Linked DNA regions of Homo sapiens: region 2 is linked to region 1. Evidence: read pairs that join two places in POLR2A ChIA-PET (ENCODE). Cell type or tissue: A673. All regions are shown on one strand. Links, peaks and the distances in the headings refer to the core of each region. The heading gives the core; the rest is flanking DNA. Region 1 overlaps PCCA (propionyl-CoA carboxylase subunit alpha). Region 2 overlaps PCCA (propionyl-CoA carboxylase subunit alpha).

Region 1 (9,042 bases), core at 732-8,731:
GAATTTCGTAACAGGCCATGAGGTCCTTAAGGGTAGAGAGTAGGTCTTACTCATTTGCTGTCCCCAGCAACCAGACCATTGTCTTTGACATTACTAATACTCAATAAATGTTTGTTATTTTGTGTTAAATAATTACATACCTAGATCAGCTTTTTAGTTTATTTTATTTAGCCATGGCATACAGCCTGGGTGATATTTTTAAACATAAGTGAAAATGCCTCCCAGTTAATAGGCCACACAGATGTTCTCATATCTCATCTATACTTAGAAGGGTTTTTAATTTACTTTTCTTTAGTTTTCACTTATTTATATTAAGTAATTTATGCACATGATAAAGGGTAATTAATAAAAAGTAAGCATCCCTTTTACTCTATTCTAAGTCCTCTAGTTTCTGTCCCTAAATGCAGGCACCGTTACTGTTTCTTGGCTATTCCTCCATACATAGTCTAAGAAGTATATGTGTGTATGTCACCTATTATTTTTCACATGAGCCATTATATACTATGTCCTTTCCACAATGAAACTGCACTGGTAGTGTGAATGGCACCTCTCTTTGTGGCATAAACCAGTATTTCTCAACCAGGGCACTACTGGCATTTCCTGGGTTGGGTCTAGGGATACCAACAGGCTTGCATTATGTGACATTGTCTATTATAATAAAGCTTTTTCAGGAAGCAGTATAGCTTAGAGATTTTTCTACATTCAGTACGTGTAAACCTATAAAATTTTTAAAAAACTCATGATGCATTTAAGGATTAACTTCCCTTAAAAGCAGTATTTATTTATAATGTTTTCTGATTACATGGCTTCCTCATTTATTTAATGGAATAAATAATCAGCAAATCATTTTTGTTGAATGCCTAGTAAGTGCACAGAATTTTTAAAAAATGAACTGGGAGACTATACAGAATTTAGAGAAGAACAAACTCTTGATTCTGTATATGAATCTGATATTTTATAGTTGGAAATATTTCTGAGAATTCTTGGTTATTTTGGCTTTATTTCTTGGAGACTGTCTACTTTTACTTTCTTGTCAACTAGAATTTAAAAAGAGGTTGAGAGTTATTTTAATGATTTCAAATATTTTTAGATTTACTTCATGCAGCCACCTTTGAGTCTTAGAAAATTCCAGCTTATTGGCATTTTATTGCTGTTATGTTTTCCTTCATTGCTTGGAATCATTCTTGAGTTTCAGAAAGGGTTTGTTCCTAAAAATTAACTTTACAGTCATATATTAACTATTTATTTTACATTTTACCAATTATAGCCATGATCTTTATTTGATTTTTTTCAGAAGCCATATCAAATATTAAGATTGATATTATCTGCTATTTATAATGCACAAAGAAACAGAATGACTTGTTCAGAGAAGTTGCATAGCTGTTTGGAACTAAAATTAGTGCCTGGTCTTTGGGCTTCTAAAACAGATCTTACCTCTGTAAACCTAATATATGTATTCAGAAATATAAATCAACACCTTAAATCTGAAAATAGATTGGTCCGTTTCTGAAAATCAGATGTTCTAGGCAAAAACTTTAATGAAGAGCTGCTTTTGAGTTTCCAGATTTAGCTGAAAAAGATACATGTTAAATTTGAATTTCAGATTAACAATGATTTTTTAAAATCACTGTTCCATGTAGTACTTGGGACATAGCTAGAAAAAAATTATTCATTGTTTATCTGAAATTTAAATGTAGCTGGATATCTTGTATTTTATCTGGCAATCTCAGCTTATTTTCCATTACAGGTTGAATGTATCTCTTAACTGAAATGCTTGGGACCAGAAGTGTTTCAGATTTCAGATTTTTTTGGGTTTTGGAATATTTGCATTTATACCTGCTGGTTGGGTATCCCTAATCTGAAAATTCGAAATGCTCCAGTGACTGTTTCCTTTGAGCGTGATGTCAAAAAATTTCAGCTTTTGGAGCATTTTGGATTTCAGATTTTCTGGTTAGAGATGTTCAATGGGAAAAACTATTATGTTTGTATATTAACTCCAGACCTTTAGCAGTTTCCTAGAACAAAAATAAACCACAGTACAGACATCCATAGATAGATAACAGATTACATATTGGGTGGAAATGCATACAATGTCATTTCCCAATCAACAGACATTTAATAATGTTAACATCAAGCAGATGTTTGTAATAAAGCTGCGGTGGCACTCCTCAGCAACATTGACATCCAGTGTTTATCCCCTTCACTAACACTCAGTGTCCTTCACAAAATTTGTACAACTGATTCTGATGTTTTACTCGTTGTATTTGAAAGGTGATATGAACACTTTTTCCTCAAATCTTTTTGATAAAAATGTTTTATTGAGCTTTGGAGTAATAAATATAGTTTTCCTTTGTTAACATGAATCAAAATAATGTTTTGAGAGGTATGTATATACTATGAAGTTTGAATATTAAAAACCAAGAGATGTTGCATGCGGAAAATATTAACCATCATCTACTTTGTGGGTGTGGTTATATGGTTTTTCAAATGGTATTGCTCTTTCAGGTTCTAGGTGATAAACATGGGAATGCTTTATGGCTTAATGAAAGAGAGTGCTCAATTCAGAGAAGAAATCAGAAGGTGGTGGAGGAAGCACCAAGGTAAGTCTCCTAAGAAACATTTATAAAGCGGCTGCTTTTATGCATTTCATTCATTCATTCATTCATTCATCATTCACTGACGCATGCATTCAGAGACAGGGTCTCACTCTGTTGCCCAGGCAGTGGTGCAATCACGGCTCACTGCAGCCTCCACCTCCCAGGCTCAAGTGATCCTCCCAACTCAGCCTCCCACGTAGCCGGGACTACAGGTGTGTGCCACCATGCCCAGCTAATTTTTGTGTTTTGTAGAGATGGGGTTTTGTCATGTTGCTCAGGCTGGCCTTGAACTCCTGGCATCAAAAGATTAGCCCACCTCAGCCTCCCGAAGTGCTGGGATTATAGGTGTGGGCCACTGCTCCCAGCCACATTTCTTTTTTTATTTGTTTGCTTTATCAGCTACAATTGCACTAATGTTCATGTAGACTCTGTTACTGCATATTTTTATAATTAAGAATTTGTTACTTGATTTCCTCAGTGCTTTAATGTGTAAAAGGGAGAGAATACTTGAAAAAGAAGTGGGTTTTTATTAGAGGAGAAAGTTGGGTAGACAGCCAACTGTGACTTCTGCAGGCTTCTAGGAAGTATGGAACCTGATGGTACTTCACGGGATTTCTGAGATATATGCCTTCTAGACTTTCATGTTGGTGAAGGGTTCATAAAGTTGGTCCTGAATTTATCCTACCATGAAAGGCTTCTGGAGTGTGGTTCTTGGAAATTCCTTGAATTATCAGAGCCACTTTGGGTACTTCTCCAGGGCATCTTTCATGAGTTTGGTGTATGGGGCCTCATTTCTCATTTGATGCTAGGTTGCTATTTGTATATACTCTGGTATTCTCTTTGTTCTTAAAAATCCTCAGGTGAGTGTTCCTAGTAATTTTTAATTACCAGACGGTAAGAAGTATAGCTTATTGTAGCTTTAATCAGCAGAGCTAGCATATCTTGATATAATGCCTATATAGTTTCTGAAAATAGTAAGTGAGAATGTGAGTATATTTTTAATCCCGGAGTAATGGTAAAAATTCAACTCTATTTTAGTTACATTGGTTTTTAAAAATATGGCATGGTGTTATTAGTTTTAAAACATGGACCCCAAATCCTTTGCCATTTTTCTCTTTGAGCAGTGAGGGGAAGGATCATTGTTCCCTTTTCTTGATTCTGTGCTCTGTGAAGGCTTGACCCGTAGACTACTTAGAAGTGATGCTGTGCCAGTTTCCAGCCCAGGCCTTGGGAAACTGCCAGCTTCCGCTTCCTGTTCTCATGGGATGCTTGTGCTTACACACCAGCCAGTATGCTGTGAAGAACTGTGTAGCTTACATAAGATGTGGCCATCTAGTTCTCAAGGCCCAGGAACAGGATGTAAGAAGGGAGGAAGAAGAAAAGCCAAAGGGAATCCTCTTCCTGTGTCTTTAGGAAGATCCTGGAAGGTGCTGAAGCTAATTACTTGGTGTTGATCTGAAGTTAGACACTTAGCTAGGGAGACTTGTTAGTATCTTTTTCTTAAGAAACCATGTGCTGAGCTAGAACTAGTACTGTAGTACTGTAGTATGGAGGAAGGGGAAAAAGGATACCTGTGGAACAGTAAGAGTCTTCAACACACATGTCTTGCAATTTTCTGTTTCCTTGACTGATTATCAATTCCAATTCAATTAACACTCTGTTTTTAGTAAAAACCTACTCAAGTGTTACCTGGGATAGAAATCTTTCCCAGACTGGGAACCTTGAATCATAAAATGTGTTTGTTTTTTCTCTTTGTCTAGAAATACAAACTTTTCATAATGAATACCTTATCTACTTATTTAGAGAAAAAAAGGAAAATATACAGCAGTAGGAATCAAAATGAAAAAGCTAGAACTCATCATTAATACTGACCTGATATGTATTTGTACACTGTGAAATGTTAAAATAAATGGAATGTGTAGTTTTCAGTTCCTGGAGTAAGAATCGGCTGGGCATGGTGGCTCACACCTGTAATCTTAGCACTTTGGGAGGCTGAGGTGGGAGGATTGCTTGAGCCTAAGAGTTTGAGACCAGCCTGGACAACGTAGTGGGACCTCATCTTCACAAAAAAGTAAAAAATCAGCTGACTGTGGTGGCATATGCCTATAGTTCCAGCTACTTGGGAGGCTGAAGTGGGAGGATTGCTTAACCCCAGAGGTCGAGGTTGCAGTGAGCCGACATCATGCCACCAGATTCCAGCCTGGGTGACAGAGCAAGACCCTGTTCTCCCCCACCCCCCGAAAAATAAAAATAAAAAAAAGAATCTACTAATGTGCTTTGAGGGCAATGCTAGCTAGGGTCACTCATATCTCTGGATATCTAGCAGGGCTTTTGAAAAGGGCAAGGGCAAGATCAAATAGGAGAAAGATAGTTTCACAGAGCTGCACTGAGATTCTCCAGATGTTATGCTATTAATTGTTAGTTGGGGTTTTTTTTAGTTGCATTAATTTTGTCAGCCAGTTATTGTTGAAATGTCATCTATGTCTATACATTAGGTTAATGCAAACTATATTATAGATAATTCATAACACTTGAACCCATTGATTTATTGTAACTTCACCAAAAGGGAGACAGTAGGAAGTACACTTCCCACCTGTGAACTCTTCCCCCTCCCCCACCCCAATCCAACTTGAATATATTCAAGGCTCTGAGTCTAACTAGCAATCTATATGAAATAGAAATGTAATATGAATGTTAAAAGACACCGTGGGGTTGCATGCAGTTGAACCAAGAATGTGAGAAATAAGACAGTAAAATGACCAGATCCTTGGCCAGAAAATGGGGAAGGGGCATTACAGATTAAAAGAGTCTTAAGATACAAAAGCCAATCAAATGCAGTTTTGGACCTTATTTGGATCCTGATTCAAAGAAATCAGCTGTATAAAGATATTTATGAGATAGAGAAATTTGAATACCAAGTGGATATTAAATGCTTTTAAGGAGTTCTTGTTTTTTGTGTAGTTGTGTTACAAAAGGGTACTTTATCTCATAGAAACAGACATGTATGTTTTTAAAAGTGAAATGATACCTAATTTGGGATTTACTTTAAAAACAATAAAGGGTGGGCCTGGTAGAGAAGTGGGCAAGTAGCATAGATAAAGCCAGAGTGGCTATGTATTAATAATTGCTATATATTGGAGGCAGCTTCATGCAAGTTTTTTATACTATTCCATAATAAAGCTTTTATAGCATGTCATCTCAATCCTGCTCATTTGAGAATAATTTTAATCCACAAGTAGAAAAGTAGTTAATGTTTTGTTTCTCAGAGCCTTTCTTTCATAGAAGCAAAATCTGTGAAAATGCAAAGTGGTTTGATGATATTTTTTTCAGGGTTTGTTGAAGTCATTTTAGCTTAACTTGCCTGCTTGAAGGTGGGTTTGGTATCTTGAAGCCAAACGTGCAGGATTTAGTGGATGTATTGCTGATTCTTGTTATTTGTGGCAGTTATGTTCTCTAAAGTCACCTTGATTACTGAATTAGTGAACACTGAATAATTTCCCCTAGGGGAAATACAGGGTTAGGTTCCTGCGAGCCTTTGCTTATAACATTTTCCTCAGTGGATTAATACATAATTTTGTTTTTTGTGTATTTCTCATTTAATATCTGTGGTTGATTCATTAACAGTGAACTCACAATCCTGGCCAACAAGACTATAACACGTGCCTGAGTAAAGCTTATCCCACACACATTTTCTCCAGACAGTACTTCATGGCCTTCTTGCACATGGGAACCCCAGACAGCACCTAAGGACAATGCTTGATGGGCCATTTCACACCATGAAATGACACACACACACACACAAATGCAAAAAAAGTGACACTAAACAGACCTTGAAAAGGATGCTTGTTATAGTATGAGCATTGAAACGAGAAGGGAGAGCATCACCTTGTTCAGCCTTAGCATACTGGAGTCTCAAATTTTTCACCTCTCTGCACTTGTTCACAAAGGACCATGAAAGCGCCTTAAGTATTGATTTTGGGGTTACAAATAAATTTCAGCAAGTAGGCAGATTTGTAAATATGGACTACATGAGCAATGAGGATTGATTGTGTATGTTAGATACTAATAAGTTATTTTTCTCCCAGTTTTTGGCTCGAAGCAATTCTGAATATATATGTTAAATATTAGAAGTTGAAGAGTAGTTATATATTTTGTGAATGGATTGAAGTTGCAGAGTAATGTGAAAAGTTCAAATGTTTTATACAAATCTAAAGTTGACTTATTTGAGCATGTTATGCTTAATAATATAGTCAACATATATTATAAAACATATATAAAGCACAATATTTTGAATTCTTAAATTGGTATAGATGATCTATATCTGAGTAAACTTTAAGAAAATGTTTATGTAATGCACACAAAAGATAACTTGATTTTTGTCCGAAATGTAGACAAACATTTTTTTGTATATGTAGCATTTTTTTGGATGCGGAGACTCGAAGAGCGATGGGAGAACAAGCTGTAGCTCTTGCCAGAGCAGTAAAATATTCCTCTGCTGGGACCGTGGAGTTCCTTGTGGACTCTAAGAAGAATTTTTATTTCTTGGAAATGAATACAAGACTCCAGGTAACAACAACTGTTATTTATTCCTCTCCATGCCTCTGTACTTTACCCTTCCTTCTCCACCCTTTTTTGTTTTATAAATGTTAAAAAATTAACTCCATAAAGTGTTAAATAAAGATTTAGTTTTTATGCTTGTGCTAAGACATCTGTTAGGAATGACGGATAGTATCCCTCTAAAGTTCAATGTCTAGACCTCTGCTTTGTCACTGTTAATACTTTATGTTGGAAATACCACTTTGTTTTTTTCTTGAACCTTTCTAGATGAACTGTATTTGTCAGTGTGTATGTGCTGTTAAGAAAAATTACTCTAGATATTACAAATAGGAAGTGATACAGTGATTGCAAAATCTTTGGAAGGATGGAGGAAGGAAGGGTACCCAGAGTGAACTTCGGTGGTGACTCCCACTGCTGTACCACTCAGCCAGGCTCCCAGAGGAACCGGCACCTCTGCCACAGTGAGGACGTTGAGAATCAAGTGGCTGCCCTTGGAACTGTTGGCTTTGGGGGACATAACTTCCTTAGTTCTAACCAAATCTCAGGAAGCGACTGGCGTTGTAACCGGTGGCTTTATTTCCTTCCTTCTTCCCTTTTTTCTTTCATTTAAATTGTGAACTATACAGAAACATACATAGAACACAGGTGAATAATTGAATGTATTATTATAAAGCAAAAATCAATGTAAACATCAACTGGGCCTAGAAGTATTTACAAAACAGCCAGCTCTTTTTACACTAGCCTCATTTTCTTCTCCTTCTCAATGATTCTGATTCCCCCTCCATCTTCCCTAGAGCTGTCTCCTATCTGACTGACTTCTCAGAACCTTCAGTTTTCATATCATTCTTCCTTTGAATTACGCATACCTAAGCAGCATTATTACTTTTGTTTGTTTTTTAAAACTATATTAATGGGATCGTATAGTATTCGTTCTTTTGTGCCTGGCTTCTTTTTTCAGCATGGCATTTGTGAGATTTGTGCTATTTCATGGAACTCCTGTATGATACATTTTCTAAGAAAATGCCACTATTTCTTTATCTGTTAGATTTCTGTAGATAGTTTATTTCCAGTTTTATGGAATTTGTGTTAGTTTGCTAGGACTACCATAACAAATGATCATTAACTATAGCTTAACACAACAGAAATTTGTTCTCGTACACTTCAGGAGGCCAGAGTCTATCATGCAGGTTCCAGCCGAGTGGGTTCCTTCCTGGGGGGTTGGAGGGAGAATCCACTCCATGCCTCTCTCCTGGTTCTGGTGTTGCCGACAGTCCTTGGTGTTCCTTGGCTTTGGCAGCATAACTCTAATCCCTGCCTCAGTTGTCATATTGCCTTCTCTCTGTGCATCTCTGTGCCCAGGGTTCCCGTTTTCTGTAGGGACACTAGTCACATTGGATTCAGGACCCTTCCCATTTAGTACGGCCTCATCATACGTGATTTCCTCTGCCAAGATCCTGTTTTCAAGTAAGGTCACAGTCACAGGTTGTGAGTGGATGTGAATTTTGACACGACACTCTTCAGTCCAATTCACCATTCAAAAAACACATATGGCCTACAGAGATAAATAGATTAGTACTTGCCTAGGACTGGGGTGGGTGAGTGGGGGGATTATGGGCTGATGGCTAAGGGGTGGAATAGGACAGGAGAGACTGAGGAAGGCATACTTATGCCTGAAAACAGTGTCAACTCTTCTTCCGTTAGGCCCTTGGGGGAGGGGGTGGGGGGGGAGGGGGTGTTGAGTCACTGCAGGCATGAGCTGGGTCGAGCTTAAGCCTTCCTGCAGTGGTTTTCTCACGTGCACCAAGGGGCCGCTTGTGGGATTTCTGCATGCCTGCTTCATCCTGAGCTTGAGGGCTTGCCTCTGACCCTGTGCTTCATGGGAGCCGTG
Region 2 (9,042 bases), core at 265-8,264, 160 kb before region 1:
TCAGGGCTTCAGTGAGCCATGATTGCACCACTGTACTCCAGACTGCTAGGCTAAAGGGCAAGATCCTGTCTCAAAAAAAAAAAAAAAAAAAAAAAAAAAAAAAAAGAAAAGAAAAGGAAAAAAAGAAACGGGCTGTCATTGAGGAAGTTTGTGGTATTCGTCAATATATGTTATTGGCTATTGCTTTAGGGAAATTCTGTGCCTTTGTACTATTAGAATGTAATAATGTAGTTGGCCTTTAATTCTTTACCTTTAAGGATAATACTCGGGCCCGATCCCTAAATGAATAGTTCTGTGTTCAGCCACTTGTCTGGTGGATTCTTGATGGCTTAGTCTGACAGTATGGTTAGCCAAAGCAGAATATTGTTTTTTTTTGCCTATGGTGAGCCTTTCTTGCAGTCTTTTGGAGCCTTACAAAGTACAGGAAGTTAAGATTCCACTGAACTTATCAAGCAGGTTTTATGATTCTTTTTATGTCTTAATAAATGTTTGTATGTGTGGACAGAGTTTGGTCTGGTACTTGCTTTCATTATAACCTCATAGTGAAGTTACAGAAATAGCTAACTGACCTCCCACATTGGTGACCACTGGTAATTACTAAAAATAAATAAATGTATGTAACTGTCTGGGTTTAGCACATTTATTTATTTATTTTTGAGACAGAGTCTCGCTCTGTCACCCAGGCTGGAGTGCAGTGGCATGATCTTGGCTCACTGCAACCTCCACCTTCCGAGTTCAAGCGATTCTCCTGCCTCAGCCTCCCGAGTAGCTGGGATTACAGGCACACACCACCACATCCGGCTAATTTTTTTTTGTATTTTTAGTAGAGATGGAGTTTCACCATGTTGGCCAGGCTGGTCTCGAACTCCTGACCTCAGGTGATCCACCTGTCTCCACCTCCCAAAGTGCTGGCATTGTAGGCATGAGCGACCGTGCCTGGCCCAGGTTTAGCACATTTAAAGAGATACGAGGGATAAAGGTGTAGAAGTGGAATCTCCTTGGAATTCACTTAGCATGTTTCGTCATAAATCCTGAAATCAATTCTGCTCCCTGCTATCTTTGCCATCTCCTTTGCTGTGCCCTTGCCTAAGGTGACTGTGGAGAAACTGTGTTTCCCTCAGTGAGTGATGAATATTCTTTGGCACCTATTCATAGTACAGGTACATGTTCAGACTAAGTTGGTCGCTTCACCCTTCACTTGAGGGCTGCACTTAATCAGACCTTTCTCCTTCCCGGATTCCTGCTGTCCTTGTAACCATTCATTAAATACTGACCTGGTTTGTTTATACCTACTGTCCCAAGTGCAAGTAGACTTGGTCTTTGGTGTAATACATATTTGTTAAATAAATTGATTCTCGTTTGAATCTGTTATTAACTCATTTCTTATTCCACATTTTATCAGTGACTTACATCATGTGCAAATTATCCGGGTGAAATTTAATCATTACTGAAAACGTTATTTTTTTTAACTTGAGTTTTAACAAGCTAACTTGTTGTCTTATGTATGTTCATGAGAATAAGGAAGATTTAACTTATGGTAGCTTGCTTGGATCAAGACCATTAAGTTTCAGTTGGCCTTAAGTTAGTGTGAGCCAGTACAGTACTGTGTTGTTCCTGTCACACTGATGTGAGCTGGCTGGGCTCAGTGGCTTACGCCTACAGTCCCTGCGCTCTGGGAGGCCGAGACACGGGATTCCTTGAGACCGAGAGTTCCATATCAACCTGGGTAACAGAGCAAAACCCCGTCTCTTAAGAAAAAAAAAAGTGATCTTAGGTGTTATTAATAACATAGTGTTTAGAGCTTGCATTGTTATACTCTGATTACATTATATCATGATATTTCTGACATGAATACCTGGATGTGAACTCTCTGACTTTGCCACTAGTGAACTTTGTAAGTGATTTAAGGCAAGTGATTTGGCCTCATCAAGCCTTAGTTTTCTTATTTGTAAAACGGAGATATTATCAGAACTGACTTCGTGGGATTATTATGCTAAATATTGTCATCATAGCCATTACCTGATAGATGAGATAATGCACAGAAGAGATTCATCACAGTGCCTGCTGTATACAAAACGTGTCCTAAGTGTCGGCTGCTTAATGTCCTTAACTGAATTTTGCACATTTGGAAAGCAAGACTCAAAGCCCATGGATAGTGAGTAGCTGGGTGTAAACTCATGCCTGTCCTTTTCCAGAGCTGGTGGACTTACCCATTGTGCTGTATCCTTTCTCAGAAGAGTTGGGCAAGTGACCCAGTGTCCAGAGTTCTGCCGTCATTCCAACAAGTACCCAGTGCAGGGCCAGCTCAGTCCTCTTGGTCTCTGAATGGAGTGTGGTGCTAGCTATGGAGTTAGAGCCTGGGAGAGAGCATCTAAACCTAGGGAAGGGAAAGGAAGAAGGAGGGATAGAGAGAGAATGGGTTAAGAGAAAAATAACAACAGCAAAAAAGATCCTTAGGAAATCTTTTACTTCAGATGACATTATTAGTACAGTTATAGAGCAGCTACTGCCAAAGTTCTTCATTATCTCTTCTGGTACCTGAATTCTCATCTATCTTCAAGGATCCAGGATCCTAATTTATAGTTGTTTTTTCCTGAGTGTCTTCAGGGTGCCTTATGAGTGACTCTCCACATATAGGATCAAGTCCCAGTTCCTTGAATGGCATATGAGTCCTTCCATCATCTGGACTTTTTTTTATCCTAGCTTTATTTGCTACAACTCTCCTAAGCATACCATGCGCTTCAGTCATATTGAGAATTCCTTGTAGTTGCTTAGTGCTACCCTCTTCTTCCAGTGTCACGGCCTTTACACATGCTGTTCATGTGCTCCCTTCTCTGTGTGTAGCATCCTGCACAAAGCCTTATTAGAGCATTTAACACAATTTGTTGTGTTTGTGCCATATTTTACTTTGAAGTTGCCAAATGCACTTGATATTTACCTGTAATTGTTGATGCAGAGGGGCAGTTTTAAGGTTGGGTTTAATTGATTTGTATGCATATTCTTTTATAGGCATAGCCTACCTGGAAGAATATATAGGAGACCAGTAACAGTGGTTGCCTTTTGGGCAGGGACTTGGGTGTCTCTTCAGTGTATCCCCTTTTGTACTTTAAAAATTCTGAATTATATGCATCTATGATTTATTTAGAAGAAAATTTTATGTATGGAAGATTAATTGATATGATTAGTTTTATTGGGTTTTATGCGCTAATTGGTAATACATTAATAGCCCTTAACAGAGAAGATGTGTCAGGTGCAGGTATTTGTTTTGTTATAGCTTTTCCCCAGTTAGACAGATAGGGGCACACTCCTAAATTCATAACAGTCTGGCATGTAGCCCAAAGGGGTGAAGAACAGTAGCCATAGCTAATGCTGAATGAGTATATATTACATGCTAGACATTATTCTAAACACTTTAAGAGTGTTAATTCAAATCATTCTCACAACCTCTTGTGGCAGGTGCTGTTTTTACCCTTATTTTACATACCAGGAAATGAGAGGCAAGAAGGGTGACTTGTTCATAGCAGGACACACAGGAGGAGAACATAGAATGTTGGGAGTTCAGCCTGGGTGGCTTGGCTGCAGACTGACTCGTAATGACCATTCTGCTGCCTGAACAGAAATTAGAATGGGGATTCTTGCTTAATTCTTCCATTGTTATCATGATTTGTTGTATTCGCTGTAACAATTGCTTAATATGTAATTTCTAGGAGTGGTGTTTGTGGTGATTATCAGATGTGGTCTGTTTCACAGTTAATATTAACATCATATTTTAAAACCCATTTAAGAAAGTGTAAACATTGTGTTCTCAGGATATGCTTACTGTTTAAGAGGGGTTTACCATGACCATTTAAATACAGAAAAGTAGATGATTATGCATTCTCAGACCTGAGATGTGAGCAAGGCTCTGAGTGGCTTCGAGTTTTATCACATTAGAAGTTTACCTATTTTTAAGGCAGGGGCTTGGCTCGGGTTGGAGGAGTTAAGACATATATGATGTAAAGGTTAAACCAAGACCTAGCAAGCTTTTTTCACTTCTGAGATTCTGGACTTTTTCCTGTATGTTAAAATACTGCTCTAGGCCGGGTGTGGTGGCTCAGGCTTGTAATCCCAGCACTTTGGGAGGCCGAGGCAGGCGGATCACCTGAAGTCAGGAGTTCGAGGCCGGCCTGACCAACATGGGGAAACCCCATCTCTACTAAAAATACAAAGAAATTAGCCGGGCTTGGTGGTGCGCACCTGTAATCCCAGCTATTAGGAGGCTGAGGCAGGAGAATATGTTGAACCTGGGAGACGGAGGTTACTGTGAGCTGAGATCGTACCACTGCACTCCAGCCTGGGCGACAGAGTGAGACTCCATCTCAAAAAACAAACAAACAAACAAACTGCTCTAGGTTATATAAGAGTACTTTTTAAAAGGTCATTTATAACTCTAACTCTTCTTTTAGAAATATAACTGACACTTTTTTTCTGTAGTTCCGTTGAACTTAAAAATAATTCACAAATACAGAAATTACCGTGTGCTAATGTGTATTACATCCAAATTACTTGGAATGGTGTGTTTTGAAAAACGATTAGCTTGTACAATTTTAGAGTAGGAAGAAAACCTTACTAAATAGCTTTCCATTTGAGTGCTACCAGTTTATGTGGAAATCAAGGCCTACAGAGATTGATTTACTTAAAGTTAAATAGGTCATTAGTGGCAAAGCTGGACTTGGGTTTAGGTCTCTAGATAAACACAGGATACACAACTTCTCTACTGTTTGGTCTCAGCTGCTTCAAAATTTGGTGGTTATTCAAACTTAACATTGGATTCAAATGGTGTAATCTGCTTAGTCTGGGCATTTTTGGATATATGCACAATTAGGTACCTATTCTGAGTTACTGAAAATATGCCCTGTCCCAACAGAGATAGCAGATAAATTATACTTACTTAGTATCAGACTTCCCTTTGAAAACAACTCATGACACTTAGAATTTCCCAGAATTTAGAAAATAAATTGTCAAGTAATTTTGGCCAAAGTGTTTTTTTTGTTTATTTATTTATTTATTTTTTGAGACGGAATCTTGCTCTGTCACCCAGGCTGGAGTGCAGTGGCACGATTTTAGCTCACTGCAACCTCCGCCTCCCAGGTTCAAGTGATTCCTGCCTCAGCCTCCCAAGTAGCTGGGATTACTTGGGATTACCAGCACTTGGGATTACGGGCATGCACCATCACGCCGGCTAATTTTTGTATTTAAATTATTTATTTATTTATTTAGAGATGGAGACTCGCTTTGTCACCAGACAGGAGTGCAGTGGCGTGATCTCAGCTCACTGCAGTCTCCGCCTCCCGGGTTCAAGCCATTCTCCTGCCTCAGCCTCCCGAGTAGCTGAGATTAGAGGCGCGTACCACTAGACCCAGCTCCTTTTTTTTTTTTTTTTTTTTTTTTTTGTATTTTTAGTAGAGACAGGGTTTCACCATATTGGTCAGGATGGTCTCGATCTCCTGACCTCGTGATCCACCCACCTTGGCCTCCCAAAGTGCTGGATTACAGGCGTGAGCCACCGTGCCCAGCCTTTTTGTATTTTTAGTAGAGATGGGGTTTTACCGTGTTGGTCAGGCTGGTCTCGAGCTCCTGACCTCGTGATCCACCTGCCTTGGCCTCCCAAAGTGCTGGGATTACAGGCGTGAGCCACTGCACCCGGGCTTGACCAAAGTCTTTTAGTGTCTGAAATATCATTTGAAGATTTTCTTTTGGCTACAGAATATGTAGATACCCCCATTGTGAATACATTAACCTACTATGCTTTAACAAAGTAATTATAGAACCCGATCATATCAGATGAATTTTGTAGTTCCCTGGTTGTAAACGGTTATACTATTTAATAACCTATTTTAATATTACCCTAAGTATTTATAGTACATTTAATATTACTGTAAGTAATATAGTATTTAATGTTACTCTAGGAAGTAATGTTTATTAGGGTTATATTCAGTGTTGATGTTGGAAAAACTTGGTGTTTTTTGGTCTTAAACCATCGGTTTAAAAGTAACAATTTCTAATGAATGTGTTTTTTCTCTCTTCAGACTTTTGATAAAATTCTTGTTGCTAATAGAGGAGAAATTGCATGTCGGGTGAGTAGAATTTTCGTCTTATTTTCCATTTTACTCTGAAATTATTTATTAAACCCCTTTAAGTGTGAATCACTATTAATAGACATTAATATATTTTAAAATAGGTTATTAGAACTTGCAAGAAGATGGGCATTAAGACAGTTGCCATCCACAGTGATGTTGATGCTAGTTCTGTAAGTATATTTTTGCTTTGTTTAAATCAGGACTTAATTTTGGGTCAAGCAGAAAAAGTGAGACATACAGGCTTTTTTTCTTGGCCTGCACAAGATACATTCAAGTTTAAAAACTGTTTACTTGTTCACTGTTGTGTTAAGCAAAACGACAGTATCACAGTATCTTCTATATGTGCCGTAAGTATTTTCTTTTCATAGCTTTAAAAACTTAGACAGAAAAATTGCCAGGCTGATTGCTGGTCACCAAGTAGATTTAAGCAAAGCATGAGAAAATTTGAGTCAAAGATTAATGAAATGTTTACACAGTGCTCCCTTATGAGAGCACTTTCCCCCAGCATAGCTTCAGTATCACTAAGGGAATGCTACAATTGTTTAACCTTTCCTAAATGCTTCAACGTGTTCAGCTGAAAGTTTGACAAAAATGAAAGGTAGGCTAATGCTAATTGGATACAAACAAAAGAAGGTTTAGCATAAAGCAGATATACTTTTATTTGGTACTTTTAACACAGCAGGCCTTTTTTTTTTTTTTTTTTGGGACAGAGTCTTGCTTTGTTGTCCAGGCTGGAGTGCAGTGGTGTGATCTCACCTCACTACAACCTCTGCCTCCTGGGTTCAAGCGATTCTCCCGCCTCAGCCTCCGGAGTAGCTGGGATTACAAGCACCTGCCATCATGCCTGGCTGATTTTTGTATTTTTGTAGAGACAGGGTTTCACCAAGTTGGCCAGGCTGGTGTTGAACTCCTGACCTTAGGTGATCTGCCTGCCCCGGCCTCCCAAAGTGCTGGGATTACAGGCTTGAGCCACCACACCCGGCCCACAGCAGGGATTTTTTTTAGTAGTAATGTTATGAATGAGTAGAAAAAAATCCCATGGGGAAAGAATGTAAATTATTAAATCTTTATGGCATGAAATATAAGTAGTTGAATACTAATGCAAGCATTGTTTCTCATTGTCTCATACTACTTTTGATAATGGGACCCTTTGGTAGGGTCCATCAGTTAATGACAGGGATATGTTCTGAGAAATGCATCGTTAGGTGAATTCAATATTGTGTGACCATCACAGAATGTACTTACACAAACCTTGATGATACAGCCTAGTACACACCTATATAGTATAGCCTATTCCTCCTGTGCTACAAACCTGTGCAGCACGTGACTGTACTAAATACTGTAGGCAATTGTAACACAATGGTAAGTATTTGTGTATATAAGTGTATCTAAACACAGAAAAGGTACAGTAAAAATATAGTATAAAAGATAAAAAATGGTACACTTGTATAGGGCACTTACTGTGAATGGAGCTTGCAGGACTGGAAGCTGGTCTGGATGAGTCAGGGAGTGATCAAAGGCCTAGGACATTACCGTCACTACTATAGACTTCATAAACACTGTATACTTAGGCTACACGACATTTATAGAAAAATAGTTTTCTTTCTTCAATAATAAATTAACCTTAGCATACCATAACTTTTTTAAATTATAAACTTTTAAATTTTGTCTTTACTCTTTGACTCTTTCTTTTTTTTTTTTTTTTGAGACAGAGTCTTGCTCTGTTGGCCAAGCTAGAGTGCAGTGGTGCAGTCTTGGCTCACTGCAACCTCTGTCTCCCGGGTTCAAGCCATTCTCCTGCCTCATCCTCTCCAGTAGCTGGGATTACAGGCATGTGTCACCACGCTCGGCTAATTTTTGTATTTTTAGTAGAGACGGGGTTTCACCATGTTGGCCAGGCTGGTCTTGAACTCCTGACCTCAGGTAATCCACCTGCTTTGGCCTCCCAACGTGCTGGGATTACAAGCGTGAGCCACCACGCCCGGTTTACTCTTTGACTCTTTCATAATAAAACAGCATAAAATGCAAACACTGTATAACTGTACAAAAATGTTTTCTTTATATCCTTATTTTATAAGCTTTTTTCTGTTTTTAAAGTTTTTTATTTTTCATTTATTTTTGACTTTTTGAACTTTTTTGGTAAAAACGAAGACTCAAATGCACACATTAGCCTAGACCTGCAGAGGATCAGGCTCATCAAGACATCAGTAGGCATGGGATCACATCAAGTTAGAAAGCTTCTACACAGCCAAGGAAACAACAAAATGAAGAGACAACCCACAGAATGGGAGAAGATATTTGCAAACTACCCATCTGATGAGGGATTAGTAACTAGAATGTATAAGGAGCTCAAACAACTCTATAGGAAAAAAATCTAGTAATTTGATTAAAAAATGGGCAAAATGGCCAGGTGTGGTGGTTCACACCTGTAATCCCAGCACTTTGGGAGGCCAAGCGGGCAGATCACTTGAGGTCATGAGTTTGAGACCTAGAATAAATAAATGGATGTTTAACCAGCCTGGCTAAGATGGTGAAACCCTGTCTCTACTAAAAATACAAAAATTAGCCGCGTGTGGTGGCACACATCTGTAGTCCCAGCTACTTGGAGACTGGGGCAAGAAGCTTGAACCTGGGAGGTGGAGGTTGCTGTGAGCCAAGATCGTGCCACTGCGCTGTAGCGTGGGCGACCAGGCGAGACTATGTCCAAAGGAAAATAAAAAGGGGCAAAAGATCTGAATAGTCATTTCTCAAAAGAAGACATACAAATCACAAACAGGTATATGTAAAGGTGCTCGACATTACTGATCATTACGGAAATGCAAATCAAAAGTACAATGAGATAAAATCTTACCCCGGTTAAAACGGCTTTTATCCAAAAGACATAACGAGTACTGGCGAGGATGTAGAGAAAGAACCCTCATAT

What was found. ChIA-PET counts read pairs that join two places held together with the same protein. Peaks named below come from ENCODE experiments on the same cell type or tissue, not always from the same donor. Only the 100,000 strongest peaks of a DNase experiment are listed, where the experiment ranks them.
Region 2: POLR2A ChIA-PET joins it to region 1 with 10 read pairs; 2 of 35 experiments call an interaction of 5 or more read pairs at or near these places.

Annotation. Positions count from the first base shown.
Region 1 is chr13:100,266,184-100,275,225 of GRCh38, forward strand. It overlaps PCCA (propionyl-CoA carboxylase subunit alpha), which reads left to right. Exons shown (of 24, transcript NM_000282.4): 11 at 2,506-2,600; 12 at 7,013-7,163. Among named protein-coding and RNA genes, the nearest start is that of PCCA, 180 kb to the left of the region's middle. In A673, for the core only: no CTCF peak of the experiment used is centred there; a DNase peak (open chromatin) is centred at 3,868; H3K27ac peaks cover 505 bases.
Region 2 is chr13:100,105,773-100,114,814 of GRCh38, forward strand. PCCA (propionyl-CoA carboxylase subunit alpha) reads left to right here. Exons shown (of 24, transcript NM_000282.4): 3 at 6,069-6,116; 4 at 6,221-6,289. Among named protein-coding and RNA genes, the nearest start is that of PCCA, 21 kb to the left of the region's middle. In A673, for the core only: no CTCF peak of the experiment used is centred there; no DNase peak of the experiment used is centred there.